Linked DNA regions of Homo sapiens: regions 2, 3 and 4 are each linked to region 1. Evidence: read pairs that join two places in POLR2A ChIA-PET (ENCODE). Cell type or tissue: GM12878. All regions are shown on one strand. Each heading gives the region's core, and the rest is flanking DNA. Links, peaks and the distances in the headings are about the cores only.

Region 1 (4,749 bases), core at 368-4,367:
ATGGAGAGAGGCAACTTTTCATAGAATAAAAAAAGATGTCTATGAGCTGTAAATTGAGAGAAGAAACTCCGTATGAATGACTGGGGCACTGGAAAGAGAAGCAAAAGGAGGAAAATGTTAGTGATTTGGTGATAATGTTAGGCCTGCGTGAAGAGAAAGTTATAAGGTAGATGGAAAGAGGAAGATAGGCTACGACAATTCCTACTGCTGATATTAAACCTAAATAACAGTATTTATGCCACCATGGGGTCTTTTCTATTGCAGTCCTGAGTGAATGATGGGGCTGGGCTCTACAGCGAGCTCGGCTCCCCTGTTGTAAGGGTGTAAGTGGTACATGGACATGCAGCCAGCAGCTTGCACACAGGAGGGGCTGGCGTCTGTTGTGTTCTCAGTATATTTCATGCTAAGGTTAATACAGAAGAGGCAGGAGATGGTCCCTGACTTTGAAAAGTTGATAATGGGGAAGGCAAGTCTTCACAGAGGACAACGTTTTAATATAACCAATCTTGATACAAATTCTTTACACTAATGTGGTAAGATTTCAGAGTAAGGGAAGATTACGTTGCCATACTTAGGGGAAATTGGTTGAGGAAGGCTTCCTAGATGATGTGAGGCATGACTTTGACCTTAGGATAGGCAGAGGTAGAAGGGTGAATCATATAAGCAAAAGCATAGCATAAGACTTTTTGCTCTTGGCGCTGAGGAGTTGTCATACCTGCCTGTGTAGTCCTGACAAAAGCATAGCTGCTGATGGGGATGACAGGCCTTCAGGAGATGTCCTGCAGGGAAATAGCTGGGGAGAGGGACTGTGGCACAGTGGGAGGAGCACTGGTTTGGGAGACAGACCATTGAATATTCCTGGCTCTGAACCTGACCATTTAGGTGATCAGGGGAGATGTACTTCACCTCCAAGTGTTCTCATCTGTAAATTAGGGGTTAGAAGAGGTACCTCATAAGATAGTATCTTGTATATCCTCCTCCACATTCCTTGTTCTCTTACCTTGAATATATAATAGTGGGTGTACGCTTTCCTTTTCAGAAGAATCTGACTCCGCCTACCTGCTCTTTCTCATTTTCTTCTGATTCATCTTCCAAACAGGTGTGCAAGTGCTCTTTAGGTGACATTTGCCCAGTGGTCACTCACCTGCTTAAAGTTCTGCCCATTGCCTACAGGTGAAAGTTGTTATAACATCTTTGGTGCTGACTTCCATCCCAGCCATATTTTCTGCTGACTCCCCTCTTGCAGACTAGTCACGTTGAACTACTTGCCAATCTCCAAATACCCCAGTCTCTTTGGCCATGGCTCACATTCTTTCTTCTTCCCTAGAATAGTCTCCCTATGCCACTAGCCCCTAATTTTTGCCATTACCTCCTTCCCCATCTTAGGGTCTGCCTTGTTGTAAGCCTAGGGACCTGTGTATCTTTGAAGCTTTTCCTAAACAACTGCCCTCATACATGCTCTCTCACACACAAAAAAATGCTCTCCACCCACTTGGTGGTCCCACTCTGACAAGCATAGATCTCTACTGTAGCACGTTTGTATTTGACTTCATTCGCTCTTTTATGGTCTGTATTATCTCATTAGATGTCTCCCCCTTGCCACCCCCACCTCATACTTTTAAGTTTTTATTTACATAGGTTTTTGGGGAACAGGTGGTATTTGGTTACATGAGTAAGTTCTTTAGTAGTGATTTGTGAGATTTTGGTGCACCCATCACTGAGCAGTATACACTTTTTTTTTTGTATGACTTCCAGAAGCTTATGTGGTGATTAATTAAATGTGGTGAGTGAGTGAATGAAGCAGAAGACAAGCAATGTCTTCTCACTCTTTCCTCCTCTGGTAGTTCCTGTTTGTGCTGGGGCAGGATTGCACAGCTAGAGTTTTTTTTTTTTAATAGCAATTTTTGCTACCCTGCCTCCCCAACACACACAGTCTCAGGACCCCTCTCCTGCCTGGTTGGATGGGCTCAGTGTGCTCAAGAGAGAATCCTTGCCTGGCAGCTGGAGTCTCATAGGGCAGGTCCCGGAAGTCTTTGGGGCCTCTTTCAATCTGAATGATCTGGATTTCCCCTTCTGTGTTGGTGATGCCCTCCCCAGTGACTGTGAAGTAAGGGAGAAATAACTACTCTGGTCAAGTTCAGCGACTCTGAATCTGATTTGGCTTGTATCTGGGTAACTCTCAGGAGCAGGACTGGCCTCAGGCAAAAAAACAAACAACAACAAAAACCCTGAATTCAGCTAAGCCTGACTTTCCAATTTCCCCCTCACCCATCTGCTCTCTACCCTCAATATCAAATGTTTGCTTTTGTTTTCTCTCCTATCGTAGCCTGTCCCTTGGAAAATGTATTTTATGCTAGGGTTTTTCTGGAGGGGCCTTGATCACACTCATCATGTCAGCTTTTCCTAAGCCCCTCTTAAGAGAGTGACTGTAACTTGAAGTTGAAAAGCTGCCTCATTGGTGCTCCATGATCTGTAAGGATAATGACTACCTTACGCGCTGGCAGGATTGCATAAGGTGCAATACGTGTGCCTGGGACCTGCAAACAGACTCCAGGTTCAAACATTGGCTCTGCCACTTATTAGCTGTATGATCTGGGCAAGCTATTAGGTTGGTTCAAAAGTAATTTCATTTTTTGCCATTGAAAGTAATGTCAAAAACCACAGTTACTTTTGCACCAACCTAATACTCTCTTAGCTTCTGGTTATTCATCTGAAAAATAAAAAAATCTGTTTAATGTTTGTGGTGAGCAATAAATGAGCATCATATAGGGATCTCTAGAATGTGCTTTGAAGTTAGGCCACTATAGTTCAAACCTGCATTTTCTCCTTACTCTGGTATGACCTCAGTAAATCTACTGAACTTCTCTGTGCCTCGATTTTCTTTTTCTTTTCTTTTTTTGAGACAGAGTCTGGCTCTGTCACCTAGGCTGGAGTGCAGTGGTGCGATCTCAGCTCACTGAAACCTCCGCCTCCCGGGTTCAAGGGATTCTCATGCCTCAGCCTCCTGAGTAGCTAGGATTACAGGCGTGCATCACCACATCTGGCTAATTTTTGTATTTTTAGTAGAGATGGAGTTTCGCCATGTTGGCCAGGCTGGTCTCGAACTCCTGACCTTGTGATCCGCCCACCTCAGCCTCCCAAAGTCCTGAGATTACAGATGTGCGTCACCACGCCTGGCTAATTTTTGTATTTTTAGTAGAGATGGGGTTTCACCATGTTGGCCAGGCTGGTCTCAAACTCCTGACCTCAGGTGATCCGCCCACATCAGCCTCCCAAAGTGCTGGGATTACAGACGTGAGCCACTGTGCCGGGCCTCTCTGTGCCTCAATTTTCTCATCTATAAAATGGGAATGATAATGACAGTACCTTCTTCGTGTGGTGTTCTGAGGATAAAACAAAAAAAGATAGAGCTTATAAAAAAGTGTTTGCACAGTTAAAACTCACACATTCCAACTCTTGCGTCATTTCAGGTGCTGTGAGAATTGAATAAAATAATATTAGAACTTTTGAAAGTACCTTAAGCACTGCATAGGTATCCAGGATTTCCTTGAATGCAAACTTCTCTAAGAATCCTGCAAGAACTATGGAGTTTTAAAAAAAATCCTTTTGTCACCCTTCTAACATTTTTTGAAATTTGGGAGGTAGTAGAATATGGTCATTGTACAAATTGTCTATGGACATGTCTGCATTTCAGGGGAAAAAATTTGAGCACTATGACACAGTTGATGGCACCACCCTGAGTGCTCAGGAGAATGTGCTTTTTGTGTCAAAACACAAGGTCTCACTCTTACCCAGAATATTCATGAAAGATGATAGTAATTAGGACTTTCTAATTAAAAGTGTCAGAAAAAATTCTCAGATAACTCACTTTCATAGAGTTGTAAGAAGTGATGACATGAGGATAATTTTTTAAAAAGAAAGCAAAGCAAGTGTAGTATGGGGGAATTCCTGTTGGCTGGACTTTAGAAAACAGGGCACTATTTGTCAAAAAGTGAAGCGTTTGTGGTAGGCCTGTGAGTCTCAGACTTGAGCATGCTTTGGAGCCACCAGAAGGGCTAAAAACACAGATGACTGGGCCCCACCCCCATAGTTTCTGATTTCTGTGTATCCGGGGTGAGGCCTGAGAATTCGCATGCCTGATAAGTTCCCAGGTGATGCTGATGCTGCTGGACTTGTGTTAGATCAGTTTTACCTGAAATCTGCTTTATCTTAAGTGGCAGCTGGGGAGTCTTTTAGAAACAGGAATTGTCAGGCCCATTGCAGAGCTCTGGAATCAGAATCTTCTGGTGAAATGTAGGTTTAGCAAGCACACCAGGTGATTCTTATGATGGGGCAAAGTTGGGAGTCATTGGGAGAGAGAGGACATCTCTGAGGCCTCTCCCTGGTTGGCCTCTATAAAGGAGAAAGCAAAGCTGATGGACCCAGACCAATGCCTTAGAAGAGAAAGAGGCACTCATTTACCTGGAAATACTCTAACTGAATTTAAAGTAAATTTAAATGAAATTTCAAATAGGGAGACAGTTCTCCACCAGGGCTGCATATTAGGATTAGCTGGAGAGGCTTAAAATGCCCACGTCTTGTCCATACACAAGGGCGAGTACATCAGAATTTATGAGTGTGGGTCCCAGGCATCAATATCTTTAATATTTCTCAGACATTTTCAGTGTGCATCCAAATTTATGAATAACAGAAATATGGAAGCTTGTAACTTGGTCTCCATTTTGCAGCAAATTAGCTGCATGACCAAGG
Region 2 (4,749 bases), core at 195-4,194, 64 kb before region 1:
AGTTTGGCATTCACATTAGAAAAGCTCCCTACGTGCTTTTAATGTGCCTCCAGGCTAAAAACCACTATACAAGTTGACCTGCTGAGGTGCTGATGAGAGGACGTAGAAGACCAGAAGGACCACAGTTCACCTTGACATTGAGGTTAAAAGCTATTCATAAGATATTCATATCTGAAATAATAAAGGCACCATGTACATTTTTGAATTCAGCAAGAAAAGGGCAGTTTTCTTATCCTGCTTATCTTAAGGTGATTGCACAGATAACATGGGCCCAGGCAGAAGCCAGGGAAAAAATGCCTTGTCAAAAGATGAAGAGTTAAGGGAGTCTGTTGAAAGTGGCAGCCTCCCCTCATTGCCTTGATCAGTGCTCCAATTCCTAACCTGGAACATACCAATCTGTCCCAGGACACCCCACACAGACATACACTTGATTTTGCTTCCTTTTCCTCCTGCTATTCTGTACTTCTGACAATCATCTCCTTTTCCTACCATCAAAATCTGTCTTGGAGATGATGTGCCGACATCCCTCAGCCACATTGTTTGGATTCCCATAAAAGCCACTCAATTCCCCTGCCAGGGTACTCAGGTCTTTGTAGGCTTGGTGTAAGCATAGGTGGGCCAGTGTGTGAGAGACTGCTGGACTGGCAGAGACTTGGGGCATTCTCATAGTGTTCAATTTCCTGGCAGGTCAGATAAACCTGTGGGGGGCACTGAGACTCAAAATAATTTCCTTTACCCAGCGTTTATTTGGGAAATCCCCTGACTTCTCAGATACTTAAGAAAATGTCAGGGCTCTGAAAATAAGTTACTAATGCTCCTGAAATTTAAACTCTTAAGACTCTATACATAAGTCAGATATGACCCCATTAAGGAGGATAGTTTACTTCTTTATATTTTGTTCGTAGAAGAAAAAAAATTGCCTTTGTGCACAGGTCCTGCTGGAAAACTGCTCTCAATCCATAGCCTTTCTTTGCTTGGAACTGTAGAAACTGACATAGGTTGTTCCTAATCTTGAGTGACAGTCATTTAGCTAGCAGACATTTGCATGGTCTTTGGAGAATTATAGCACATATTAAGCATGCCTATATCTTGTTCATTTCTTATGCACATACTCCAGTGCTTTTTAGATCTTAACACAAAGAATCCTGAAGAAAAAGAAACTGTAACACTCAAAGAAAAGTAAGATATTCAAAAAGAATGTGACATAGGCTTTAAGAAAAAGCTGGAGAAGCAGTTAGTAAACTTATCCCTTTATGTACTATATGCAAGGTATATTTCCCTCTTTCTCCCGCTTCTTCTTTCCCTCCCTATCACACCCTGTCCATCTACCCTCACCCCAGCTGTCATTAGTTGTATTCATTTTATGAATCTTACAAATACCCTACCACATCTTGTATTTTACACAACACACACAGTCACACACATGCACACAATTTAATTCAACTGTAAGTCTTCCCTATTGGTTTGCAACTTGCTTTTCTTATTTAAAATATCTTGTACATTCCCATTCTAGATAAATGGAGGATATCCTTCTAACTCAATGGTTCTCAAACTTTAGCATGCATCAGAATCACCTGGAGGACTTGCCAAAATACAGATTGTTGGATCTCATCCCCCAAGTTTCTGATTCAGTATATCTGGGGTGGAGCCCAATAATTTTTTGTCAATATCACATTTATAACACATTCCCAGGCAATGTTGACTCTACCGTTCCAGGAACACAATTTGGGAGAAGACTTTCTAACCGCTTCTTTTAGATAGCTACATAATCTTTAATGATAGAGATACAGCATGAATTTTTCTGTCATTCCACTACTGATTCTGACAAAGATTCTTTGCTTTACCTAACTTTAGCCAGGCTCCTAAATCTTTTCCTACTCCCATTTGTGCATTTCCTTGTAAAATCCAGTTTTAACAAAGAATCCTGTTAAGTCAGTTTAGTAAGAACCACCCACCCTCAATATCTGATCACCCTCCTTGTCTGATGAAGTTCCTTATCCTCCCCCATGCCTGACATGATGTCTGATCACCCTGGCCCGTTGTTTACAAGAATCCTGTTATGTTGGAGTTCCCATTATCCCTGATGTTACCTCGTAGTAATTTTTCATCCACTGACCTCCCTCACCTCCCTACTCCTTAGCTATAAATTGCCGCTGCCCATGCTGTATTCAGAATGAAGCCGTCTCCCCACCAGCTCACACTGACCCCCAACTGCAAATTCCCATTGCTAGGGTTCCTATAACTATTGCAAAGGTCCTAAATAAAGTCTGCCTTATCATGCCTTAACTAGTGTCATTGAATGTTTCTGTTTGTTTGACAATATACATGCAATTATTTTGTCTCTACATTCAGTGGTGCAATAAATGTCCTTATACTGTTATGTTCATGTACTGGTGCTTTTATCTTGCTAGGATCCGAAACTTAAAAAAAAAAAGTCTTTTGAACTAGATTATGAGTCACAGGAGAAAATCAGTCTCACTGCTTTGTGGCCACACTTCAGCTAGATCTTATTGCTAGACTTGGAACCAAATAATGTCGACTTTTTCCAGAAGTATATCCTCCCTCAGAAGAATGATATTTTCCACTTTTGTGGATAATCAAAGATATATGCCCCAGGCTCCTACAGCATTTCTAGAAGGGGAGCTCCAGCTATGCAAGTTGTCAGCAAGGGCAGGTTGAGTGGGCTTTGTGCTCAGCCCCCTGGGGATCTGCTTTGCAAGACATCATTCACTGGGCAATAAAAGGTTTGGTGATGTTTTCATTGTTATTTAAAAGTCAGTTAACTTACTTTGATTATGTACAGTGCCTTGGGCCTTGCCTTAGAAGTCTAGGGAATGAACACTTTTAATTGAACTCCTGCTGTATTCTAGGCACTTTTAAAAACAAGATCTCATGGCATTATGATAACAACCTCGGGAGGTGGGACTCTGCACAGGTTAATTTTGTCTGGTTGTTGAAGAAAATGAGTCTCAGGCTACTGAAGTTGCTTTTCTAAGTCTGTTGATGATGGTATATGGCCAAGCTAAAATTTGAACTTAGAAACTTCTGGCTTCAAATTTATTTATTTTTTTCCTGGAAACATACTGCTTTATACGGGAAGACTTGAAAGCAGCAAATAGAGTCTCTATCTAGGGTATACTGATTGAGTTTGAGGTTGTATAGATATTGGTCATTTTAATTCTTTTTTAAGCCTCTGTTTCTTGAGTTATATCTGTTGTAGGCAGCATCATTTACTCATTCAATTTTGGGCAATAATCATGACTGGATTAAACATTTGGGTTTTCCATTTATGCTGATTTCATCTAGGTACAATTTTCTATCTCTCTTATGTATCTCATTTTTCTCTCCCTTCCTTTCCTTCTTTCTTTCTTTCTTTTTTTTTTTTTTTTTTTTTGACGAATAAAGAGCTGCTGGGTCATCACTTCTCAGCCTAAAGAGTCACTATTAATCTTGAGAGCAGCATTCCTGGTCGAAAAGACACTAGGACATGGTTTGCAAGCATCCAGGAATTAGTCTACGCACTCTTTGGGTGTTATCCTCAACGGTGTCTTCTCTATTCGGTTTCTTTCTTGTCTTGGAGTCCCAGTTCCACCTTGTTATGAATTCCCTATCCCTACCCTCTCCACTCTAGCTTCTCGTTGATCTTTTATAGCTTATTTTCTAGTGCAGTGTTTAACCTCTGCTCTGAAATCATTAGTCTATTTTTCCTCCCTACTTAGTCGGCACACTGATTATTCCAGATTCTATGGTTCCTGTTTCCAACCCTCTCAGCCTTTCTCGTCTTTTACCTGACTCCCTAGGAGTTGGCGCTGTGATGCGATGCTTACTTGACTGTTTATGCCTCCATCTCTGACCTTTTTCTGAAAATCTTTTCATACTGTGGCTTGCTAAATACTGTCTGACAAATCCCCTGCTCCATTTATCATCTCACATGGTTCTTTAACTGTTGTTTTATCTTCTGTTCCTTTTAAGTCCTTGTTTTCTTCACTTCTTTATCCAGTAACATAGACATGTGAGCAGAGGAAAATAAAAATAGAACACCCCCCTTAATAGTCGCCAGCACTACGTCTAACTTCCTTTGTTCATTAAGGTAGTACTTTGTACATTTTAATGTATTGGTAGTTTTTCAAGTAGTTGAAATGCCTAGATTAATTGAGGTAGGGATTGCAGATCCTTAGAAGGGTTATGGAGCACAGGGAAAGAATCATTCGGCTCTGGTTAAATCTTATTTTTCTTTATTCTCATTCTGTGTGGAGTTATTAGGATGGATTTCCTTAGAATGTTTGGGAGTTTTCATGTTCAGGCTGCTTTCAAAATCAACAGTCTCCACGGGTGGATACTCAGGATTTGGGGTAACAAGAGGAATGAGTTCTGATTCCACCCTATGAAGCTTGTGATGAAGCATTTCCAATACATTATTGAATTTGATTACATTAATAGTCCTGTGAAGTAGATCTTCATATTGCTATTTTACAGTCAATAAACCAAGCTCAGAAAGATGGAAGAAAATAAACATTTATCTAGTATATATTTTCTAGGCAGTTTGGCTAAAGGATAAATGGCTTGCCCCAAGGCACATTGCTGTACGCAGAGGAGCTAGAATTCATTGTTTTACCCACTGTCTCAAAGTGCTAATGGTCGTGGAGTCATACTTTTAGGGACTTGTAGCTCATGGACTGAGGTTTCAGGAATGAAGCCCTATTCTCCTTTTTCATCTTCTGCCTCTTCCTTTATCTCCCCTTCATGATT
Region 3 (4,749 bases), core at 251-4,250, 50 kb before region 1:
CTACTTGGTCATTACCTATATATTCTAATTTTCCTAAAATGAAAATATACAACCTCTGTAATATGTTTTATAAAATACAGGCACTTAAGCAATTCATGCTAAAATGAAAGTCTGGACATTTTGAAGAGGTTATAAATGCTGTACTCATTGGAACCCACCTCACCAGTGAAAGCTCCAGACTCTGGCATGCCTGAGTTTGCTCAGCAGTCAGTTTACATTTTACTAAACTTTCTCAATCTCCATTATTGCTCCCCAACAACAGAAAAATATTCAGTCTTACGATCATGGGTGCTTGTACATCCTGAGTGATCAAAAATATCTCTAGAGAATAGATTTGATGCTGCAGTAAAGGGCCTTTAATTTTTCTAGCCTGGGGGTCCCTGACTGGCTGCTCACAGATGTGTGTTTGTTTTTTGTCTTTGTGTAGTTTCTGGCCATCATAGGATTTTTTAAAACTTGAGCTAACATTAAAAATCAGAGTTTATGTATAAACATTTGAATCCCTGGCTTCTCTTTCCAAAACCATCTGTCTTACATTCCTGCCCAGCCACACACAGCTTCAATGCAGGCACAGCTGCCCCTTGGATGATCAGTTCTCTGCAGTCTTTACAATTCACTCTTGCTTCCTGACGCTGAGGCCAAGGCAGTTGTCATTTACCAAAACAGTTTTTGTTTCTTAATGGTAGAGACCTATTTTTAAAAATCTATGTTTTAACAACAGTAAAAAATAAGAAGGTACATCAGAAGAACCATATATTTTGAGAGAAGAATGAGAAAGCATATTTTTTGTGGAAACACTATTCAAACAGACTGCAGACACCAAGTGACATGGTTGGCTTTTGTTGGCACTGGAGATTTTGCTGCTTTGCCCTGAGCCTTAAGATCTTCCTCATGGTGCTACACTGCCAGCAAAGAAGAGTTTAAGGAGAGAATGGAGGTGGGTGTCCATATCCACAGCCTACTCCTGTGTGTGAGGATCCACCCCCACCATATCCCATCTCATCCCCAAAACAACAACAGCAACAACAAAACCAGAATTGGGCAGTTCCTGGTTTAGAAGGCAAGAGGTAAATTTCAGTATTGCCTTCCCATTCCAACATAGCTTATACTGTTACATACCTACATTTTCCTACCATAAATTGAACCATTTCCTATCAAACCAATAAAATGCAAAGTCTTTTTATTATCTAGATAATGACTGAATGACAAACCAAAGGGCCTTCCTCGGTGCTTTTTATTGAAATTTCCTGTGGAGCCATGAATTCTCTGTTATTAGGGTAAATATCAACAGAAGACAGGCTGGTTAGATAGCTACTTGGAAGTGTTGACAGGAAATTAAATTTGCAAACAGAAATAAAACCGTGGTAGAATTTTTGAATACAAGGACAAAAGCAAGGAAATTGAATATTGAGATTATTTGTAGCATTCTTCCCTGGGGATGGAGAATTGAAGAGCACATGGTTTGCCATTCATCGGAAGGTCAAACCCAAGATGACTTAGCAAAATAGTCATTCTTAAGACCAAAAAAATTATCTCACAGGCCCAGATCTCAGAGATATAGACACCTAAGCAAATGAGGTGTCTGTGAGTTGGGTGATTTTTACTCAACATGTTAATTTTTCTGTTTGCCATTTTTAGAGATGATGCTGTACAGTCATCAGCACCCTTTTCCAAAAAATATGATAAATGTTTCTTCAAATAACTTAACGATCTCATTCACACATTCTTCGGTGTTAATAATAAGTACGTGTGCCAATGATGAAGTGGCCAACAGTATCCCTCCACTGGAAAGTGTAAATTGTGTCATTGTATGTTGAGTTAACAAGGATTAGAGCATACTGGGTTTTATATTTTGGCATTTTTTCCCCTTTATTTTTGAGGGTAAATCTGTTGGTCCATGTAATACACATGTGCTAATAACTGCTGATTTAACAAAGAAGTTGAGAGGTGGTGCAAAATAAGGAGCTCATAAAGATATTTTTAATTTATTAAGAAAAGAGTAATGGACATTTATTTATTTACTTATTTTGATAAGTAAAGGACTGGAGCTCTCAACTACAAATATGAGGTCAAGTGATGAGATATAAATATCCCTTGTGTGGGCATCAGGAAATCTGCTATTCTGTCACCAAACACCTATGAAATCATGTGAAGTGGAGGTGGGAGATTAGGTGTTTTGGGACTTATTTCAGGGTCTACTATTCTTTGACATGATGACTTTGTTCACATATGCATTTGAAGAGCTGCCTTAATCATAAAATAATGTTCTAATTTACTAACAGTCAAATCTTCCTAGAGAGGTCTCAAACTGCCAGTCTGTGTATCATATAAGGCCTGTTGAGGAAATGATTACAGTACACAGAATATTGCCACATATGGAATGAAGGGGAAAGAAAAAACAGAATTTATTACAAATAGTTAAACATTTAGCATATTCTAAAAGAAAAAAATAATGGCTTGTGCTTTTCTTAAAAAAAAAATCAATTCTGGCAATCTGGGGTCATGTTCCTATCGACTAGAGCAATAATGTTAGGGCACAGATGGATTTGCCCTTGTGTGCCCTTCTCAAGGTTCACCCAGTCACCAGATCTCCTGGCACTGAGGATATGTCAATTGTCACTTATCTCTTTATTTTTTTACATTACTTGCCTTGAGAGAACTGAGCTAAATGTCATTCTTGAGAATAGCACCTATGTCCTTTAATTAGCTGAACCCATGACCACAGATGATGTCTGATTCACCCCCAAGGAGGCAAAACAAATGTGTAGAGATATCTGAGAAGTCGGGCTGGAGCTTTTTGGCTCTCGGGGACACTCTCTCATGTTCATGTCAATTAGGACAGATTTTGTTGAAAACATATTTTGCACACTCCTTAAGACCCAAATGGCAGATGAGCTTCACGTAACTGCCAAATTTTCTCTTTTTCAACTTACTTCTCCAGGGGAAAAGGTGGAAAAATAATTTGATACACTAGTTGTAGGAAACTGGACTTTAACTCAGTGTTTGACAATCAGTCAATTCTCAGAAAACAAAGTGACAGAAGTAACATAGCATCAAGAAGCAAAAAAAGCATTTTTCCCAGGCAATTGTTTTACAACTAAATTATTTATGTGTATTGAGGGGTTTAAGAATTATTAAATGTATTTTCTCCCTTGGCTCAGTTCTTTACATTTTTTCTATTTATAAGAAGTGAAACTCAGACGACAACCAGGCAGGCAAGCTCACAGACGGGTTTACTGACAACACCACAATGCTCCTCCCCTCTCTTGCTTTCTGGCCTCAGACATAAGGAGCAGTCTCTTTGGGAATGAAGGGGGCATCATGGAATGAAAAATAGAATGCCCTCCAAGGATGAAATACAGCTAATTACATGTTGTTCACCTGCTTAGTTTCAGAGGGTGGACTTATGACTTGTGCCTGTTGAAGAAGAAAATTGCTTGATAGCAGTGGCCATGTTATCAGGATTCATAGGAGAGAGATGATTATCTGTTAATTTTAGAGTAAAGAGGCCTTTTACTACCAGGCAAAAAAGCAAAAATCATGCATTTCTCATGCATAACAGAAGTTCTTTGTTTTGGTAGAATAATTACTATTTAGAGTATATTGGGTTGGATTTGTAAAATGACTGGCCTAGAGTTTATAGATAATCAGTCTCAGTATGGAGATTTCAGAACAGGAATGTGCAGATGTGGTGGCACTGATAAGGAATAGAATACATTTGTACCTATGTGGTACACATACACACGCACACATACATACACAGAAGCATACTACGTAGGAGAAAAACAGGCTTTGAAAAATGAACACTTGTTTTTGATTCTGATTATCTTAAGTGGTTGTAATAACAGTCAATACTAACTGATTGCTTTCTAGTCTGTTCCTGGTAAATAGAAATAAATTTTAATTTGGGAAATATTTTCTTTAAAAAAATCAATAGATTTATGGGTACAAGTCATTTTTCATTATAAGGATGAATTATGTAGCGGCAAAATCTGGGCTTTTAGTGTACCTATCTCCAGAATAGTGTACATTGTACCCACTAGGTAATTTTTCATCCCTCACCTCCCACCCATCCTTTCCCATTCTGAGTCTCCATTCGTTATACTACTCTATATGCCTTTGCATCCCCATAGCTCAGCTCCCATTTATAAATGAGAACATGTGGTATTTGATTTTCTGCTTCTGCATCACTTTATCTAGGATAATGCCCTCCAGGTCCACCCAAGTTTCTGCAAAAGACATTATTTTATTCTTTCTTATGGCTGAGTAGTATTCCATGGTGTGAATGTGTGTGTGTGTGTGTGTGTGTGTGTGTGTGTGTATCTCACATTTTCTTTATTCACTCATCAGTTCATGGGCACTTAGGTTAATTCCATATCTTTGCAATTGTGAATTGTGCTGTGATAAACATACACATGCAGGTATTTTTTGATATAAGGACTTTTTACCCCCCTTTGGGTAGATATCCAGTAGTGGGATTGCTGGATTGAATAGTAGATCTACTTTTAGGTCTTTGAGAAATCTCCATACTATTTTCCTTAGAGGTCGTACTAATTTACTTTCTCATCAACAGTGTATAAGCATTCCCTTTGACTGCATCTGCCCCAAGACCTGTGGTTTTTTGACTTTTTAATAATGACCATTCTGGCTGGGGTAAGGTGGTGTCTCACTATAGTTTTAATTAGCATTTTCCAGATGATTAGTGACATTGAGCATTTTTTATATGTTTATTGCCCATTTGTATATCTT
Region 4 (4,749 bases), core at 431-4,430, 59 kb before region 1:
ACCTTGTTTATGTAAATTTCCTATATTCCAGACACTGTTTTAAGGACTTTATAAGCATTAGTTTATTTAAACACATGAGGAAGGTACTAGTACAAATCTCATACCACAGGTGAAGAATCTGAGGCACAGACAAGTTAATTAACTTAGCCATTGTTCAGCGGGCTAGTAAGTGGCACAGCTGGTGTTAAAATTCAGGCATTCTGGTTCCAGAGTCTTTGCTCTCAGCTACTCTGATGGTTTTGTTTCTTTCTCTGAGATTCATGGCATAAACCCTCATAAATACTAATTTCACAGTATTTTAATTATTTGTCAAAAGATATGCGTCTTCATTCACCCTGCTCCATTGGGATGAGAGCTACTCAAAAGCAAGGGTTTTGAGTTATTCATATTCTCCAGCAGGGAATCTTGCCATGACTTGTTCAGTATTGAACCCTGCTGCTTACAATCAGGTAGGCTCTCTATAAGTACTGGTGAATTAATCTTTTCAACCTCCTGCTCCAATTACAGTGAAACACATGATAGGCTCCATGAATGTCAAGTAAATATATGCATTTTGTGATCAAGGGGTATGGTCTTAATACATATGTGCTTGTGAATAATTCCCCAAATTATGAATTATATTTATTCCATTGTCCAAGCTTAATGACTATGTAGTCAGTGTTTATTGGTGTACTTCCCTCCTACCATTTTTGCAGTTACAGAACCATTACAAATGGAAGACTGGGTGACAACAACGTAAATTACTGCAGACTGAAAGAACTTGGCACATGTTGCCAGGAACAGGTATTTCTTTGAGTATCTTGGAATGCTTGAAGAAGGCCACAGAGGGTTTCTTCCACTCCTTTTGGAGGTGCTCCAAAGCTTTCTGCGATGCTGGTGCATTTAGAAATCAAAGCAGCCCATCAAGAAGGCCAATTCTAGGAAGAAAACAAACAAAAAAAGAAGTCATTTGCCCTCGCCCTAGCCCTCCCTCTATTTTATCCTAACTTCTTCTTTATTTCTTTTAAATAAGGGACTAGAAAAGATGTGAAACCAAAGAATTTCAATTTTATCACTTAATTTTCATTTTATGATGCAGTTAGAATGAGCTCTTCATTTATTTGTTTCGTAAGCCCAAGCTTTCACTAATGTTTTCCTGAATTTTATATTCTGTTTCAGTATGGTGTGATGGTTTTTATTTTTTTCATCTAAAAATGAAGTAGGCATTCTTCTAATATGAAATAATAGTGTGTCTCACATAGTTGGTTATTTAGTGCTGTGTTTTAATCGTCAGCATGAGGGGCCACAAGTTATCTGCAACTCTTCTGCTTCCATATGTGTTTTCTTCCTTTGTTATTCCTGCCTGACCTTTTCTTCCAAGAATAGAATGAGAAAGCAACTTGTTATATGTTCTTCCTCTGTAACTTATATTGTAATTGCCACATTTCTGTTGTGATATTGATTTGGAAAACTCATCGGCATTCTAGCGTATAAAGTAATAGAAATCTGAATCCTGCTGGAGGGAGTTATTTAGTCTTTATTGAAGTGATTTACAGAGAGCTTTCTACCCAAATAAAATGCTCAGAGAAAAAAGGAGATGTACTGATGCAAAAGCGTGCCTGTTTCTCAAGCAGCACCAAGAATACAGAGATTGTGTCATTCTAGCTTTTCATTTCTTCTTTCCTTGATTTTATGAATGAATGACACTAATGAAATAAGTAAATGTGCATTATGTATGTGTTTCTGGACAGTTATGGATGACTTTCCAGGTAAAACTTGGCAAAGCACATTTCTTTAACATACCAAATAATTTAAAACTTACTAGAGGAGCCTCTTAATAAAAAATGTTGTAGACAATATTTTTGCAAAAAAAAGAAACCTTTTTCAAAATGAAGACTTGTTTTGTCCACATATTTCTTCAAAAAAAAATCTTACTTCAATTTGCAATGTTCACAAACAGATGGAAAAACTACATTTGATTGATACATGAAAAGTTCTCACAGTTCCCATAGCATTTGTCTGTGAGTTCAGCTGGGTTATTGTTTCTGTTTCATGCTATCTTGCTTAGGCCCCAACAGGATTTCCATCAAAGAGTTCAATGAAAATAAGATTATAAATTTGGGGTTCCCCAAGGAACAGCATATTTTAGATAACAAGAGGGCTACATTTGGTATAATAGATACCTTGCATTGTTCTAATAAATCATCAGTAAATATCTTTCAAGTAAGTGAATTTCATGGGCTGTACCAGGTACGTGTAAGCTACATGTCATTGTATCTCCAAGCCAATGGATAGGATAGACTAGATATCATGAAGCATCAGTTTAGCCAAGGAGGTTTACCTGTGATTAGGCATGCCATGTTTACTCATAGCCTTATTAATGCCTTCCAAATACCTTAACATAAAGAAATGTCTTTCAGGGAGAGATAAAAAGTCTCAAAGAGGTTGTAAGTCCCACATTAAGAAAGTGGTAGAGCTATGATTCAGACTTAGGCTTACTTCACATGCCACGCGCTTCCTCACTCTAAAAGTACCTCCATCCTTCATGCACAAAGACAGACTACCAAAAAGGAGAGAGAAAATAAGAAAGATAAGGAAAAAAGAATATATGCAGAAACTAGTGAAAATCAAATAAAGTCTCTACACTAATTGACTGCATTGTACCTGCATTAATTTGTGGCTTTCAATAATGTACCAGTCTGTTATAAGACACTACTAGGGGAAGATACGTGGTTAGTACATGAAACTTCTTTGTACTATTTTTGCACTTCTGTGAGACCATAATTAGTTCAAAATAAAAGTTGCAAAAAACCCCAAAACTTCACTTTAATGATCTAGGGCACTCGTGAGATCCATTATTTCTACGAAAACAAGAGTTTCCTAACATCTATGAGTTAACACTACAATGCAATGCTGACTTGACATTTCTTTCTTTTTTTCTTTTTTAACAAACTGCACAGTCTGAATGTTTATGTCTTCCCAAAATGCATGTGTTGAAACCTAATTCCCAATGTAATAGTATTAATAATATGGGGGCTTTTGGAGGTGATTAAGTCATGAGGATGGAGTTCTTATGAATGGGATTAGTATCCTTATAAAGAAACCTGAGGGAGCTTGTTTGCCCCTTCTGCCATGTGAAAATATAGCAAGAGTGAGTCCTCACCAGACACTGAATCTGCTGGCATCTTGACCCTGGACTTCCCAGCCTCTAGAATTGCAAGCAATAAATTTCTGTTGTTTATAAATTACCCTATAGTGTTTGGTTATAGCAGCCCCAACAAACTAAGATACAAACATAATAGAATATATTTATTCAAATAAGTGTTCGATTTTTCATGGAAGGATTTACACTTTTCCTGATCATTATTCTGTTGCTACCAGTGTCCTTAGAGTATCTTGTGAGGAATTGCTGGAAGAACCTGTGGCCTATTCTTTTGGATATTCTCTGTACCCATATATTTGTGTTTTGAAGGCAGGATTGGCTTTTGAAAAAGCCAAGAGTTATCAGGGCGAAGTCTTCTGAATACAGTAAAATAAACTAAATACAATTTAATACCCACACAGTGCTAAAATTTGGACCCTATTTGAAAAACCAAAAGCAGCAAAAGCCATGTTTAATACAGTATTATTTATGTTTATAAACGTGGAGCTAGCTGTGTGCAGTGGAAAGTTTGAACACAGGCTACAGAGATGGATGTTATTGCGTCATGTGCTATTTTTCATTTATTTATTTATTTATTTTTTTTGAGATGGAGCCTGGCTCTGTCACCCAGGCTAGAGAGCAGTGGTGCAATCTCGGCTCACTGCAACCTCCACCTCCCGGTTCAAGTGATTCTCCTGCCTCAGCCTCCTGAGTAGCTGGGACTACAGGCGCCTGCCACCATGCCTGGCTAATTTTTGTATTTTTAGTAGAGACGGGGTTTCGCCATATTGGCCAGGCTGGTCTTGAACTCCTGACCTTGTGATCCACCCACCCTGGCCTCCCAAAGTGCTGGGATTACAGGTGTGAGCCACTGTGCCCGGCCATCATGTGCTATTTTTAATATTAGTACCCATTTCTGTAGACGCAGAATTCAATATCACATTGAGATGATGATTATCAAGTGCCTAACACAGGGCCTGCTCACTAGTAAGTGATCAGTTAAAACTTAGCAGCTTTAATCATGATGGAGGAGGATGATGAATTTTGCCCCAAGAAAAGTACCTTATTTTTTTCTGAGCCTTTTTTATTATCCAAATAACAGAGGGCTTGAACCAAATGAAAGCTAAATTTTTCAGCTCTGCCATTCAGTAACTTGGATCCTGAAGCAGGTGTCAGGAGGCAGGACGGAGGTGTTGAAGGTGCTGAAGGTGCAGGTGAGATCAGGAAGATTTGCTGTTTGTGTGGTGGTGGTGTGACGGCTTATAGGGGTCTTACTGTGGCACAGAGTTTTGGTTTTCCCCCTCAATTTACCTCTGAGAAAGTCCTTTCCTCTTTCTTTTCTTAGGGTCTGAGGTTTTGGTCATTTTGCTAACATCTTGAGACTGCACTGACATCTATTCTGTCTTAGAAATATCATAGAAACAAATACCCAAGAAGTTCATTATATGCCTGAACAGCCAGAACCTCCAAGTAATTGATAATTGTTTGATAAACAGACTTGTGTCTCCCAGTGTGACTGATGGAAAGCCGTGTTTCTGGCAGGTTGGAGGCTGCTGAATATCAGTTGCCTGAAAGATAGACAGACTTTTCCAGCTGGGAAAAAAGTCAGCTCAGATATTACGGAGTTT

What was found. Peaks named below come from ENCODE experiments on the same cell type or tissue, not always from the same donor. Only the 100,000 strongest peaks of a DNase experiment are listed, where the experiment ranks them.
Region 2: POLR2A ChIA-PET joins it to region 1 with 7 read pairs; 1 of 35 experiments calls an interaction of 5 or more read pairs at or near these places.
Region 3: POLR2A ChIA-PET joins it to region 1 with 6 read pairs; 1 of 35 experiments calls an interaction of 5 or more read pairs at or near these places.
Region 4: POLR2A ChIA-PET joins it to region 1 with 6 read pairs; 1 of 35 experiments calls an interaction of 5 or more read pairs at or near these places.

What each region holds. Positions count from the first base shown.
Region 1 is chr2:80,523,319-80,528,067 of GRCh38, forward strand. All of the region lies in intron 9 of CTNNA2 (catenin alpha 2), which reads left to right. Among named protein-coding and RNA genes, the nearest start is that of LRRTM1, 220 kb to the left of the region's middle. In GM12878, for the core only: a CTCF peak has its summit at 3,742; DNase peaks (open chromatin) are centred at 2,073 and 4,013; H3K4me3 peaks cover 415 bases; H3K27ac peaks cover 3,087 bases.
Region 2 is chr2:80,459,259-80,464,007 of GRCh38, forward strand. The region is part of intron 9 of CTNNA2 (catenin alpha 2); the gene reads left to right. Among named protein-coding and RNA genes, the nearest start is that of LRRTM1, 160 kb to the left of the region's middle. RefSeq lists enhancers at 2,347-2,851, 2,852-3,357. In GM12878, for the core only: a CTCF peak has its summit at 702 (motif pointing right); no DNase peak of the experiment used is centred there; H3K4me3 peaks cover 579 bases; H3K27ac peaks cover 407 bases.
Region 3 is chr2:80,473,442-80,478,190 of GRCh38, forward strand. The region is part of intron 9 of CTNNA2 (catenin alpha 2); the gene reads left to right. Among named protein-coding and RNA genes, the nearest start is that of LRRTM1, 170 kb to the left of the region's middle. In GM12878, for the core only: no CTCF peak of the experiment used is centred there; a DNase peak (open chromatin) is centred at 2,710; H3K27ac peaks cover 711 bases.
Region 4 is chr2:80,464,712-80,469,460 of GRCh38, forward strand. All of the region lies in intron 9 of CTNNA2 (catenin alpha 2), which reads left to right. Among named protein-coding and RNA genes, the nearest start is that of LRRTM1, 160 kb to the left of the region's middle. In GM12878, for the core only: no CTCF peak of the experiment used is centred there; DNase peaks (open chromatin) are centred at 2,452 and 2,710; H3K27ac peaks cover 1,957 bases.